Regions from separate parts of the Homo sapiens genome. Here all the other regions are linked to region 1. Evidence: chromatin loops called from intact Hi-C (ENCODE). Cell type or tissue: CD4-positive, alpha-beta T cell. All regions are shown on one strand.

Region 1 (5,000 bases):
GGAATGTCCCAGGCTCCACACAGCGTGTGTGTATACTGTATCGCCTTTATAGAGAATCTCAAATCTCAACAATCCAGTTGTCCCTTAGCTATGTTGCTGGAAGTCCAGGCTTTGGCTTTTGAAAGGCTCCTTCTCTTCCGCCATTTCTTCAAAGGGCTCCTGGGTGGGGAGAGAAGAGCAGATGGGAAGCCTAGGCAGCAAAGCAGGGCTCACACATATCCTCAGAAATGCACCTGCTGCAAGCAGCCCTACTGTTGGCTGTGCCCTGCCTTCTCTGCTATGTTGCTGTTGGCTATGCCTTCTCTGTGCTGCTGACACTGCTGCTGACTGCTCCGGCTCTTTTGCCAGGTCTTTCAGACAGAGTCCCCACAGTTCTTTCAGCACTGCCTGCTTAGTCCCATCGCTCCTGGGCACTGGAGAAGCAAGTGAATGATAGAGGTTGGGCCAAGGGGTAATTAGGTGGAGAATGTTCTTACAGTCTACAAATTCTGCCACCCTTTCTATCGCCAGCCAGCATCTGCATTCATGAGACATTCGTCAAAAGGGGCTGAGTTTTCTCTTCCTCCAGTTAAGATCCCTTGCAAGAAGGGAGCTGTACAGATGGGTTTCTGGACCTCATGTGAGTCAAGAGGTGACTGGTCATCTGTGTCTGTCAATTCTCACAGTCCAGGGACTTTCAGGGCACCATATTCAGAGCAGGTGAGCACACAGTGGCTAACTATGAGTCTCATTTCATACCTGTCAAAATGCTGCGGTGACTGTGGTCACTGCCATGAGGATGGGAAATTTTTAAGAGCATGGAAAAAAAAATCCCAGAAAAACTGGCAAATTGGAGAAAGTAGAGAAGGTGGCTGTGCTAGATAGAAAGGAGAGTAAATAAGGAAAAGGGCAGGTTGAGCACAGTGTGATTGCTGGGAGAAAATGAGGGACCGAGAGGTGAGCGGTGCCCACCTCTGGAAGGTTTTGTTTGTCCCCTACATGGGATGAGTGGCGCTGGAGGAAGACAAGGTGGGAAGGAAGCTCCCTCCTCCAGGTGCCTCCGGAAGCCCAGTGCTGATGTCGCTGAACACGAAGGGAGAGTGTCACTGTCACGGCACCAGTGGCTTCTTTGTGGCTAAATCCAAAGGGTGCATTTTAGCTCTTTCCTTCCAAAAGCAGTTGATATTTTCAGTGTCATTCAAATTTATAAGAAAAAAACTTATTACCTTTTAAAAAGATCATTATTAATTATTATTATTATTATTATTATTATTATTTGAGACAGGGTCTCACTCTGTCACCCAGGCTGGAGTGCAGTGGCGCAGTCTTGGTTCACTGCATCCTCTGCCTTCTAGGTTCAAGCCATTCTCATGCCTCAGCCTCCCAAGTAGCTGGGATTACAGGTACCCGCCACCATGCCTGGATAATTTTTGTAATTTTAGGAGAGCTGGTATTTCACCATGTTCGACAGGCTGGTCTTGAATTCCTGACCTCAGATGATCCACCCGCCTCGGCCTCCCAAAGAGTTGGGATTACAGGCATGAGCCACCGCAGTCGGCCAAAAATTATTTTTAAAAGATTATTTTAAAAATATTATTTTCTTGTGTCTACTCAGGATTTTGTCTGTAATACTAATTTTCAAGTGTCTCCCGATTTTATCCTACTTATAATTGCATACTATCAAGTGTAGTTGTGTCTCAGCCCCGGAATTTTCTGTTTAAATATTCTTCCTGAAATAGAATGTTTTTACATAATCAACAGCTCATTTATTGCCCAATTAAAAAAACAGCCTTATCTAGGTATAATTTACATGCCACAAACTCATCCATCTTAAATGTATACATCAATAATTCTTATTAACTTCAGAGTTATATAAATACTACCACAATCTAGTTTTAGAAAAATTTTTGTTTAACTTTTTGAAAACACCTTAAATGAAATTAGCATTAGAGAAAAAAATATGTCTATTTTAAAAACCCTGAAATTTGAACTTTTTTTTTTTTTTTTTTTGAGATGGAGTCTTGCTCTGTTTCCCAGACTGGAGTGCAGTGGCACGATCTCAGCTCACTGCAACCTCTGTCTCCTGGGTTTAAGCGATTCTGCTGCCTCACCCTCCCTAATTTTTGTATTTTTAGAAGAGATGGGGTTTCGCCATGTTGGCCAGGCTGGTTTTGAACTCCTGATCTCAGGTGATCCACCCACCTCAGCCTCCCAAAGTGTTGGAATTACAGGCGTGAGCCATCTTGCCCAGCCTGAACATATTTTTTAAATGGTGTGTTTTTTTCTTTCAATGACACTAGCTTAAACTAAGCCATTTGAACTCTTATTTTAATGGATCAACTATTTGATCATTTATTTAACATCATGTGATAGTTAATGTTATGTGTCAATTTCACTAGGTTATGCTACCCAGGCATTCGGTCAGACATTATTCTAGATGTTTCTGTGAAGATGCTTTTTAGATGTGTCCTAATTTTCTGAATGGTGGCTTGGACCAGGGTAGTAGCAGTGGAAGTGGTAAAAGTGGTCAGAGTGGAGGTATTTTGGTAGCATGGGTGCGATTTCCTGACAGATAGAATGCGGGTCATGAGAAAGGCAGGAGTCAGGGGTGGCATAAGGTTTTTGACCTTAGCGACTGGAAGGAAGGAGTGGCTACTTATGTTGATGGGAAAAGACTGAAGAGTGGGACGGTTTGATTTGGTTTAAAATCAGCATCAGCACCTCCCATTTTATAATGGAGGACTTGTGTGTGTGTGTGAAGGAAAATGTGTCTTGGTTGAGTGCAGTGGCTCATGCCTGTAATCCCAGCACTTTGGGAAGCTGAGACAGGAGGATCACTTGAGCCCAGGAGTTCAAGACCAATCTGGGCAACATAGCAAGACCTTGCCTCTATTGAAAAAAAAAAAAAGTGACTGAAGCACATGACCCTAGAATCATCTAGATAATACTGCAACTATGAACTGCGCTAGAAGCTGCATGCTCATCATTTCTCTTTACAATGTCCCTGTGATACCGATGTGAGCATGAGCATGCCAAGTTTATGTTTATTACTATAATTATTATATAATACTTACCAAGCACTTCTTGGGGTTTTAGGTACAGAGACCTAAAGTTATTTGCCCAAAGTCACACGGCCAGTAGGTGGCAGGGCTGGAATTCAAATTGGGTTACTGTACCCTGGAGTCCCTATCCCTTCAAGACATTGTTTTGTGCCTAATTGCGAATCTGAACTTTGTACAACCTCCAAAAGAAATACTTGATAATAATTCTGAATCATCCATTTCCACACTCTAGGGGGGTGAACTAAGTAATTTTTTTCATATTGCAACTGTTTGCTTTTAAGTTCTACAAATAGAAAAAATAAGCATTTCCCTATTGAAGAGGAAGTGTAACTGGACACTACATGCTTTGCTTAGTCAAGGGGAAAATTTAATATAAAAACCACTATACATTTGAGGAAGTGGGTCAAGAGGCTGAAAGGCCAACAAAGAATCAGAGAAATGTATGCTTCTCCATAATAATTGTTTACAGTTGAAGGAAAGTCCCAAAAGCAGTATACATCCCAAATTTCTACTTTGTCCAAGTCAAAGATCCTTGAACCTGGCAATGAGTAGATGTGCACCTTATAGGGCATACAATACACTCACACAGTTTGTAGGATGAACAAATATACTCGGTCTTCTTTCTTTCAACTTCCTTTCCCTGAAGTGACAAGCAGCAACAGAACTAGGAAGACCCAGCTTTGCTTCATGTATTTATTCTTGATGATTATTGTCATAAAGATGTGAGTTTCAGGAAGTAGATACCAGCCAAACTGGTACAGAGCTGGTTACAGAAGGCAGCTTTTGGGTATAATCCCAGTTTAATTTTAGAGGAAAACACGTGCAACACAAATGCTTTATTTTACCAACTTGTTTTCCATGCAGTTATGATTTTAATGAAATCAAATAAACTCTTCTTGCTCAGGGTGAATATATACTTGAACTTCATAAATAATCATTTCAGATGAATTCTCCCAGTTTCGAAGAAACTGGTCATCTGGTAGCAGAGCCTGCTTACTATTCCCCAAGGGGTCTGCTCACCACACTGGCACCTCCTGCCTTTTGCTTGTCTCTCTACTGGTTCAGCCAACTCTGGGCATAAATCCCTCCCTTCATTTTCCAAAGAGATAGTGGTGACAAGATTACAGCTTTAATGTGACTTCCCTGAAGGTTTATGGGTAAAGGAAGGGAATTCCTACCCAGGCAGTCACTTGTTAATGCTGCCATGCTGGGGCCATGCTTGGAACCCACAGGAATGAACTCAGGGCCTTGAAGGGCCTCCTGTCTGCTAAGGAGCCAGGCCAACCTCTTCAGAATCACAGTGCCCTCAGGCAAATCTCTCACCCTGGTAGATGCCCACGCACCTTGAGATCAGAGGGAGGGAGAGGTGCCTCCCTGAATCAGGGATTATGGATTCCTTCAAGTCTTCATTTCCTGGCCTGAAGTTCATTTCATTTGCTTCCCAGGAGGGCTGAGGCTCACTCTCGTTGTTTTTTTTTTTTTTCGGAGTCTCACTCTATTAGCAGGCTGGAGTGCAGTGGCGCGATCTCGGCTCACTGCAGCCTCCGCCTCTCAGATTCAAGCAATTCTCCTGCCTCAGGCTCCCGAGTAGCTGGAACTACAGGTGCGCACCACCGCGCCCAGCTAATTTTTGTATTTTTAGTAGAGACGGGGTTTCACCATGTTGGCCAGGCTGGTCTTGATCTCTTGACCTCATGATCTGCCCGCCTCAGCCTCCCAAAGTGCTGGGATTACAGGCGTGAGCCACGGCGCCCGCCCATTCTCATTTCTTTTTTTTTTTTTTGAGACGGAGTCTCGCTGTGCCTCCCAGGTTGGAGTGCAGTGGCGCGATCTCGGCTCACTGCAAGCTCCGCCTCCCAGGTTCATGCCATTCTCCTGCCTCAGCCTCCCAAGTAGCTGGGACTACAGGCGCCCACCACCATGCCCGGGTAATTTTTTGTATTTTTAGTAGAAACGGGG
Region 2 (5,000 bases), 240 kb after region 1:
GTGGGCTTGGCCTTTAGCTGACCACTGGGGTGACCACTGTGGTAACTGCACGGGGCTGCCAGAAAAATGACGTTTTGAGTGGTGTCTCATCTAGACTGCAGGTGCTCACTTACACCTTGCTGGCTGTGTGGTTTGGGGCAAGTTACTAATCCTTTCTGTGTCCCCTCTGTCTCTGTATCTGTCAAATAAATATAATGATTGTACCTAGGTAGTATGTTATGAAGATCAAGTGAGCTTATATTTGTAAACTTCTTGCAGCAGTACCTGGCATATCTCAGGCAGCAGTCGCTGTGATAACAGTGACGGCTAGCCCTTCCAGCAGCATAGTCTGCAGATACCAGTTGTGCTACATACACCTAACAGGGAAACAAGAAGATCTGGCATTGAGTCCTGGCTCACCACTTGATGTTCAGCAAAAGCCTTTAGCTGCCTTGAGCCTCATCCTCCTGCCAGGAGAATGGAGCTAATGACACCTCCCTTACAAAGTTATTGTTAAGATTCAACCAGACCTGCATCCTGTGAGCTGTGGCGCACTCTCTGTGGGTGGCATTGGAGCAGGTGGGCAAGAGGGAAGCATGGCTTTGACTTGGGCTTTGCCTTTGACTGGGGAGCTGACTGCAGCCTCCATCTGGGTATGGCCTCTGGACCACATGCTGTTCTCTCGCCTTTCCCACCCCTCTCCCCCGCGACAATATGCTAACTGGTGTCCTTCTCTACAGGATCCCGCTTCCTGCCAGGTGACAGCAAGATAATCCAGCCACACACTCCTTGCTAATGGGGATTAGGGTGCTAATGGATTCTCCCTCTAGGTTAACATATGCACTTTTACAGAGGGGCCTTCTGGAGATGATGCTGATGCCAGAGAAATGACTCTAATGGGCCAAGTTTGGACGCAGTGGGAGGGACCCTTGCAATGGGCCGCCACGTGCTGTCAGTCAACCCCATTCGCCTCTACATAAAAAGCCTGCCAAACTCTTCCGATGAAGCCACCCCTTCACTCCATTCTCTGTCATATCAATGAAGAAAGTTTTCCTTGGAGGAGAAACAATATATCTCTTAGTCCATTAATCAGTTAATCTGTTATTTACTGACCACTTTGTAAAACCATAATGATAATCATCATTTATTAAGCACCTACTACACACCAAACTTTGTAGTGTTTTATGTATTTCACTTCATCTGGTTTTCACAACCATCACCTCCCCACCTTACAGATGAGCAGACAAGCTTTTTGATTTTTTAAAAATTATGACAAAATACATGTAACATAACATTTACCATCTTTCTTTATTTTTTATTTTTTTAATTTGAGACCAAGTCTCACTCTGTCACCCAGGCTGGAGTGGAGTGGCACAATCTCAGCTCACTGCAACCTCTGACTCCCTAGTTCAAGTGATTCTCCTGCCTCAGGGTCCCGAGTAGCTGGGATTACAGGTGCACACCACCATGCCCAGCTAATTTTTGTATTTTTAGTAGGGACGGGGTTTCACCATGTTGACCAGGATGGTCTCGATCTCCTGACCTTGTGATCCGCCAGCCTTGGCCTCCCAAAGTGCTGGGATTACAGGCGTAAGCCACCACGCCCAGCCAAAATTTACCATCTTAACCATTTTTTAAGTGTATAGTTCAGTGGCATTAAGAACATTCACAGCCAGGCGCAGTGGCTCATGCCTGTAATCCCAGCACTTTGGGAGGCTGAGGCGGGTGGATCACCTGAGGTCAGGATCTCGAGACCAGCCTGACCCACAGGGCGAAACCCCATCTCTACTGAAACAAAAATTAGCTGGGCGTGGTGGCACTTGCCTGTAATCCCAACTACTCGGGATGCTGAGGCAGGAGAATTGCTTGAACCAGGGAGGTGGAGGTTGCAGTGAGCCGAGATTGTGCCTCTGCACTCCAGCCTGGGCGACAGAGCGAGATTTGGTTTCAAAAAAAAACAAACAAATAAACAAAACGTTCACATTGCTGTGCAACCATCACCACCATCCAGCCATACAAAACTCCTCTGGTCTTGTAAAACTGAAACTGTGTACCCATTAAACAGTAACTCCCCACTGCCTGCTCCCTTCAAACCCTGGCAATCACCATTCTACTTTCTGTCTAGGAATTCGACTCATCTAGATACCTGATGTAAGTGGAATCATATAGTATTTGTCCTTTCGTGTCTGGCTTATTTCACTAAGCATAATGCCCACAAGGTTCATCCATGTTGTTGTATGTGTTGGAATTTTCTTCCTTTAAACGTATATCTATGCTACCTTTTTTTTTTTTTTTTTTTTTTTTGAGATGGAGTCTTACTCTATTGCCTAGGCTGGAGTGCAGTGGTACTGTCTCAGCTCACTGCAACTTCCACCTCCAAGGTTAAAACGATTCTTGTACCTCAGCCTCCCAAGTAGCTGGGGCTACAGGTGTAAGCCACCCCACCTGGCTAATTTTTGTATTTTTAGTAGAGACAGTGTTTCACCATGTTGACCAGGTGGTCTCAAACTCCTGACCTCAGGTGATCAGCACCTGGCCTACATTTTGTTTTGATGGACACTTGGGTTACTGCCACCTTTTGGCTATTGTGAATAGTGCTGCTCTGAACATGGGTGTGCAAATATCTCTTCAAATCCTTGCTTTCTATTCTTTTGGGTATTTACCCAGAAGTGGAATTGTTGAATTATATGGTATTTCCATTTTCAATTATTTGAGAAACGGCCATACTGCTTTCCCTAGCGGCTGTACCATTTTACATTCTCACCTATGGTGCCCAGCGGTTCCAGTTTCTCCCTATCCTCACCAACACTTGTCATTTTCTGGTTGTTTTGTTTTGTTTCTTATTGTAGCCCTTTTAATGAGTATGGAGGAGACGAGCTTCTGATTGGATGCTAAGGGGCTGTAGTCAAGCTTCTGATTGGATGCTAAGGGGCTGTAAAGTAGTCAAGCTTCTGATTGGATGCTAAGGGGCTGTAAAGTAGTCGTGTCCTCGCGCCCTTGTGAAATAGTTACAGAGCCTGCTACACTATTCCTTTGATACAGAGAACAGTAAGTCACAGCATATAAGCAAGGGTTAGATGGAGCATCCAGAGGACGATGGCAGGGAACAAAAGAGAAGTCCTGAGAAGGATCGTGGGACCAGACCAGGCTTTGTGGAAAGCATGGGGCTGAACTGTGCCCCAAGGGTGCAGAGAAGGTGGGGAGTGTGTTCCAGGAGAGGGGGCCACCGGAACAATGGTGTGCAGATGGAAACTGGTCCAGCTACTAAACTGAGAGGGACAAAAAGAACAATAGCGTTGACAGGGATACGTGGCAAGACAAGCCTATTTCACCTGGACTTTCCTGCTGAACTCCAGACCTTATGAAAGCTCTGATAACAGCTGGGACATCTGGTCGTGCAATCCGTGGTGAGGAAGGAGAATCCAGGCATTCTTTTAGCCCAGTAGTGAATTCGAGCGATGCCAGAGGGGAGTCATCTTGGCAGTGTGATACTCCCAGGGAGTAGGAGTAGGAGGATGTGGCGTGGCGGGGGCTGTGAGAGTGCCTGTGCAGGCTGCGAGGGGTGCCAGGGTGGCACTGTATACACACTGAAGGACAGGTCCAATAACCAATACGGGGTGTCTGTAGATTCTGAATGCATAGAAAACAACATTATGATTATTACTTTACAGACTGGAGATGGCTTTAATAATATTATATATATTTAACTGTTTCTGGACCTTATGAACATCATGTATGTTAAGGTCGATGAGGGAACCAGGTTTCTCATCAATGAAGAAGGGAGTTACACATGTGGAAGGGAAAAATCCTAGAATAAGCCCTTTGGTGTTGGACTGGAATTGGAAGTGTCAGTGTCAACTCGTATATAAATGTAGCCTAGTTCCGTTCACTGGGAGGGCCTGGGAACAGTGCCACCCGGGAGCAGACAATACATCAGTGCTCAGATCTTGGTTCCTAAAGTCCCCACTTAAAGGAACCCAAACTCCTTGGAGAAATGGTCAATTCCAAGGCTGGATGAGGAGTCAGGGAAAGTACAAGATGAAGCTAGAACGTCTTGTGCCAGGAAGTAAAGAAGGGCTCAAAGAATTATAGGCACATGTCCGGAGAACCCAGAAGCCAGAGTGAAGGAGCTCCTACCGGCCAGAACTGGGATAATTGAGGCATAAAAATGAATAACGATAGGAGCAGAGTATCACCTGATAAGTAAAATAAGTACGCTTGAGTTCCTACCGATATAAACAAACAGATGAATGTATAAGTGGAAAAAGCAGAATTCTAACTAATATGGCGGGGCACAGTGGCTCACAACTGAATCCCAACACTTTGGGAGGCTGAGGTGGGAGGGTTGCTTGAGCCTAGGAGTTTGAGACCAGGCTGGGCAACATAGTGAGACCCTATCTCTACACAAAAATTACTAATTCCAACTAATAAATATTAGGAAAGTGATGGAATTAGAAAATCATTTATTGGCAACCATCATAATCATCCAACGAAGAAACACTGGTGGATATTAAAAACAGTGAGTGAAGTCTGATGAGGAATGGGATATTTGCAAAGGCTCACGTACCTCCCCACAAGATCCTTGTATGTTACAAAGGGGGAAAAAAGTAACTTTACAGCGGAGGCACATGGACAACATCACCTTCATTATTTCGTTTACATGTAAGTCACCAGGACTGGGGTAAATTAAAATTGTGTGCCACTTGGCCAGATACAAGATGAACCCAGCATCACTTCTATGATGATGTTTCTGCCAAAGACATCCCTGACCCTCATAATAAGGCATCACCTGAAAAACCTACACTAAGGAACATCTACGGAATAATTGGCCTATTATTGTCAAAAGTGTCAAGGTCATGAGAGATAGAAACTGTTCTAGATTGAAGGAGACTAAAGAGATGGGACAACTCTGTGTGATGAGCAATCCTGGATTGGGTCCCTTGCCTATAAAAGTTTAGTGAGATTGAAACAACTAGAGAAGTGTGGATGGCATTTGAGAATGAGATGATAGTATGTACCGA
Region 3 (5,000 bases), 440 kb after region 1:
AAATATGCCATGTCTTTAATTCTCTGTGGCTATTTTTTTCTGTATTGTTTTTGTTTTTTTGAGACAAAGTCTCACTCTGTCATCCAGGCTGAAGTGCAGTGGTGTGATCTTGGCTCTCTGCAGCCTCCACTTCCGAGGTTCAAGTGCTTCTCATCTCTCAGTCACCCAAGTAGCTGAGACTACAGGCGTGTGCCACCATGCCTGGCTAATTTTTGCATTTTTAGTAGAGCCAGGGTTTCAGCATGTTGGCCAGACTGCTCTCGAATGCCTGGCCTCAACTGATCCACACACCTCAGCCTCCCTAGTAGCTGGGACTACAGAGCATGCCACCATGCCCAGCTAATTTTTGTATTTTTTATAGAAACGGGGTTTCACTATGTTGCCCAGGCTGGTCTCAAACTCCTGGGGTCAAGTGATCCACCTGCCTTGGCCTCCCAAAGTGCTGGGATTATAAGTGTGAGCCACAGCACCTGGTCCTAATGTTTTCTTTCTTGGAAGACCTAGATACAAAAAGGTGCTGAGGGTTTTTCTGGAAAAACCCTGGGATTACAGGTGTGAGCCACCTGGGATTACAGGTGTGCGCCACTATGCCTGGCCTATCTTTTCTAAACACAAAGCAAGGCTTCACAGATGCTTATTTTTGGTTATTACTTTTCTGTGTCTGTTTGCAAATTCTTTGACATATTTTCTCATGGATGTGCGCTACATCTTTCCAAAAGCATGCAGTCCTTTCCCCACTGCACGCCGTTCTGTGAAAACACACTACCGTGTGTGTGCGAGATGGAGGGAAGTCATTTCAGAAAGGCATTCAACTCCAAACTTTGAATCACATTATTTAAATGTACCAAACAAAGAACAAATGCATTTCTCAATTATAGAACCCATCTGTGAGGTGCTTTCAAAACACGCAGTTGTGCAGCCAGACATTTGATCAAATTCTTAAATCATCTTGAAACAGTAGTTGCCCCCCTGCCCCTCTCCACGTTTGCTTGTGCAATATGATAGCATTGTATGTTTCACTTTTTAAGTTAAATATGTTTTCCATTTACTCCAACCAGCAACAAAGTGATTCCAAACCACTGAGGGTGGCAATAAGCAGTGATAACCGCCTCTCGGAAAGAATTGTCACCAATCAACTTGAACCTTCCAGTGCCCAGGCTGGAATCAGTTTTCTCTGGCTGAAAACAACTACCCCTTCCTCCGGGGAGGTGTAGGCTGGATGCATCATTAGCACCATGTGGAGGAAGTCCTGTTCTCAAAACTCCATAGCTGTAATGTCAAGAAACCAGGAGAGACTTTAGAAGCCATTTGTTATGGGTTGAATTGTGTTCCTGCAAAAGACGTTGAAGTCCCAACCCTCAGTACCTGTGAATGTGACCTTATTTGGAAACAGGGTCTTAAGATGAGGTCATCAGGGTTGGCACAAATCCAATATGGCTGCTGTCCTTATGAAAAGGGGAAATTTGAACAGACAGACACATACACAGGGAGAATGCCACGTGAAGATAAAGGTAGAGATTGGGATGTTGCATCTATAAGTGAAGAAATGGCAAAGATTGCCAGCAAACCACCAGAAGTTGGGAGACAGGAATGAAAGAGATTCTACCACAGCGACTTCAGATGGAACCAATTGCGCAGACACCTTGATCTTGGATTTCCAGCCTCTAGAACCAAGACAATATATTTTTGTTGCTGAAGCCACCCAGTTTGCAGTGCTTCATTGCAACAGCCCTAGGAAATTACCATGCAGTCCACCTAAGTCTACAGATGAGCATCTGAGTCCCATTAATTAGGTAGTTACGGCAAAACTGAGACTTCTTAGAGCCTGATTTGGGGTCCAACAAACTTTCCATTATTGTGTCGCTAAACTCACTACCAAAGGCAATAATCATAGGCCTTGCCTTGAGAGATCACTTAGCATCCCTCTCCAGGGCTTGTTTTCAAATCAAAATCTCCCTCTCAAGCACCAAGGGGCTGAGAATACAAAGACACCCAAGATTCAGCCCTTTCGGCGAGCCGGTCTCCCCGTGGCGAAGGTTTATTTAGCTCCAGTGTCAGGAAGTTTTGCCGAGGCTCTTTGAGTAGAAGAATGGCAGAGGAACCAAAGTTGGTTAATGAGGGGCTGAGATGAAAGAGAGACAGTTGAATCTGTCTTCTTTCTTCTCACCCTCGGGACCAGGGCGGTGTAAAGACAAATACAAGAATACCTTGATAGTCGCCAGTCGCCTCCTCCTCTCTTGAGCGCCCTCTGGTGTTCTCAAGTAAGACAGCAGTAGCTCATTAAGGTTGCAAAGGTGCCTGAGCAAAGGCGCAATTCCTTTATTTAGAAAGCTGGAGGAATTCTTTCGGGTAACTCATTTTCAGAGTTTAATATCCTTCAACTTTCCAAGGACAACAGAGGTAGCAATTCTGAGCTCAAATTTTGGTTTGCTTCCTCACTGTTTTCGGCATTCTTTCTGACCTCAAATTTCACTACCGCGTGTCTTTTACGATGACTTTTTCCTGTTCCACTGACCTTGCCCATACCTCACATACACCGGTTCTGAGAAAAAGGAAAAAGACTCTGACCCCACTTCCCTGGGCACACAGGCAGAGTCGGGCTAGTCTCTAAAGCAGAGTTTCTCAACCTTGGCACCACTGACATTTGGGACCTGACCACTCTCTGTTGTGGGGGCTGTCCCGTGCTTTGCAGAATGCTTAATAGCGTCCCTGGCATCCACCCAACAGAGGCCAGCAGCACCCCCCTCACCTTGTCACAGCTAAAGATATTTCAGATATGGTCAAACGTACCCTTATGTTCCCTAGGAGGTAAAATCACGCCATCGATTGACCTAATGTGCTCTCTCTCAGTATACATACTTTTTTTTTTTTTTCTTGGAGACGAAGTCTCACTCTGTCACCCAGGCTGGAGTGCAGTGGTGTGATCTCAGCTCACTGCAACTTCTGCCTCCCAGCTTCAAGCAATTCTTCTGCCTCAGCCTCCTGAGTAGCTGGGATTACAGGCAGGTGCCACCAAGCCCAGCTAATTTTTTTGTATTTTTAGTAGAGACGGGGTTTCACCATGTTGGTCAGGCTGATCTCGAACTCCTGACCTCGTGATCCACCCACCTCAGCCTCACAAAGTGCTGGGATTACAGGCATGAGCCACTGCGCCTGGCCAGTATACATACTTTAAAAGCACTTTCCCCTCAATGAAAATGAAACTACCACTCAAAGTTCTTTTTGATTTTTGGATGTCATTTACAATTGTGTGTGTGTGTGTGTGTGCATGTGAGAGACAGGGTCTTACTCTATCGCCCAGGCTAAAGTGCAGTGGCACAATCTTGGCTCACTGCAACCTCTGCCTCCTGGGCTCAAGTCTCAGCCTCCCAAGTAGCTGGGACCACAGGTGCATGCCACCACACCCAACTAACTTTTGTAGTTTTAGTACAGAAGGTGTTTCACCATGTTGCCCAGGCTGGTCTCAAACTCCTGAGCTTAAGCAATCCACCCGCCTTGGTCTCCCAAAGTGCTGGGATTACAGGCGTGAGCCACCATGCCCGGCCATCAGAAGTACTTTTATGAGCTAGCCTCTGAAGTCAATACCATTATTCCTTAAATATCCTATTGGTTACACAAGTCAGCTCTGTGTATATGGGAGGGGACTATACAGGATGTGAATGCAAGGAAGTGAGAATTACTAGGGGCCATCTTGGAGGCTGGCTATCACACTGCTGAGATAAGGAGGGTACAAGTGTTTGCCACTAGGGAGTGTAGACAACAAAGTGGCAGTGGTAGGAGTGGATGCAGGTGACTACCAAAGGCTGTGCTGTGGAGTGGATGCTCCTTGCCCAGCTGGGAAGAGCCTTCCTCCATTTTGAATTGCCATTTGCGACCAAGTCCTGTTTATCTCTCTCCAGAATCCAGGAGCATAGCTGTCACTTTGTGTCTTTGACAGAAGCAACTAAACATTGCAGAGGAGACACAGGGTGTCTATCTTCTATCTGGTTACCAGAAAGTCATCCATAAAAATAAGCTATTCCCTGCTCATCAAATCTCCCAGGTGTATGCGCACAAGAAAATGTCCCACAGGACTCCTTCTCATGCACATTTGCTTGTAAGATTTATGCCAGATTTCTCACCAACCAAACCTGCCCCGTCTGCCCCCAGAGGAACAGAAAGCAAAGGATGTTTCCGTTCATTTCTTCTTGTTTCCTTCTTGAATGTTTATGAGATCAGGCCAAAGTCCCCCATGTATCCCAACTCCTAGAAATTATCCCAAATCAACACCAAATGCTGCATAAGTCCTGAGCATCAGCTTTTAGATTTAAGGGTAAGCCCTGATACTACCTGCCATGGGTTGAATTGTATCCCACCAAAAGATATGTTCAAGTCCTAATTTCCAGGACCTCAGACAAATGTGACCTTATTTGGAAATAGAGCCACTGCAGATGTAATTCGGGTGAGGTCATGCTGGAGTAGGGTGGGCCCTAATCCAGCATGTCTGGTGCCTCTATAAGAAGACAGCCATGAGAAGACAGAGACACAAGGAGAAAGCCGTGTGAAGATGGAGGCAGAGATTGAAGTGATGCAGCCACAGGTCACAGCAGGTCCGAGGCCACCAGAAACTGGGAGAGAGAAGAAGGCATCCTCCGTAGAGACCTCAAAGGAAGCAGGCCCTCAAAGAAAGCAGGAGAGATAAGAAAGCCTCCTCCCGTAGAGGCCTCAAAGAAAGCACCTTGATTTCAGACTTCTAGCCTCCAGAGTTTTCAGATAATAAGTTTTTGTGTTTTAGGCCACACAATTTGTAGCATGGCATCTACAGTTTCCACAACTGTGCATTCAACCAGCCACAGGTCGAATATATTTGAAAGAATATAAAAAATAACAATACAACCATAAAAAATAATACAAATTAAAATACAGTATAACAACTATTTGCATAGCAGTTACATTGCGTTAGGTATTATAAGTAATCTAGAGATAATTTAAAATATATGGGAGGATGTGCACAGGTTATA

Evidence for each region. A loop is a pair of places that touch in the nucleus more often than their neighbours do. Peaks named below come from ENCODE experiments on the same cell type or tissue, not always from the same donor. Only the 100,000 strongest peaks of a DNase experiment are listed, where the experiment ranks them.
Region 2: a loop joins it to region 1, with 3 times the contacts of the local background. A loop is called at or near these places in 2 of 110 quality-filtered maps.
Region 3: it touches region 1 in a loop (4-fold over the local background); 10 of 110 quality-filtered maps call a loop at or near these places.

The regions. Positions count from the first base shown.
Region 1 is chr21:33,372,959-33,377,958 of GRCh38, reverse strand. No RefSeq gene overlaps it. Among named protein-coding and RNA genes, the nearest start is that of IFNGR2, 28 kb to the left of the region's middle. In CD4-positive, alpha-beta T cell, CTCF peaks have their summits at 2,919 and 3,119 (motif pointing right); a DNase peak (open chromatin) is centred at 3,138.
Region 2 is chr21:33,129,810-33,134,809 of GRCh38, reverse strand. No RefSeq gene overlaps it. Among named protein-coding and RNA genes, the nearest start is that of LINC01548, 38 kb to the left of the region's middle. In CD4-positive, alpha-beta T cell, a CTCF peak has its summit at 2,618; no DNase peak of the experiment used is centred here.
Region 3 is chr21:32,937,871-32,942,870 of GRCh38, reverse strand. No RefSeq gene overlaps it. Among named protein-coding and RNA genes, the nearest start is that of LINC01690, 19 kb to the left of the region's middle. In CD4-positive, alpha-beta T cell, CTCF peaks have their summits at 2,060 and 2,261 (motif pointing left); a DNase peak (open chromatin) is centred at 2,240.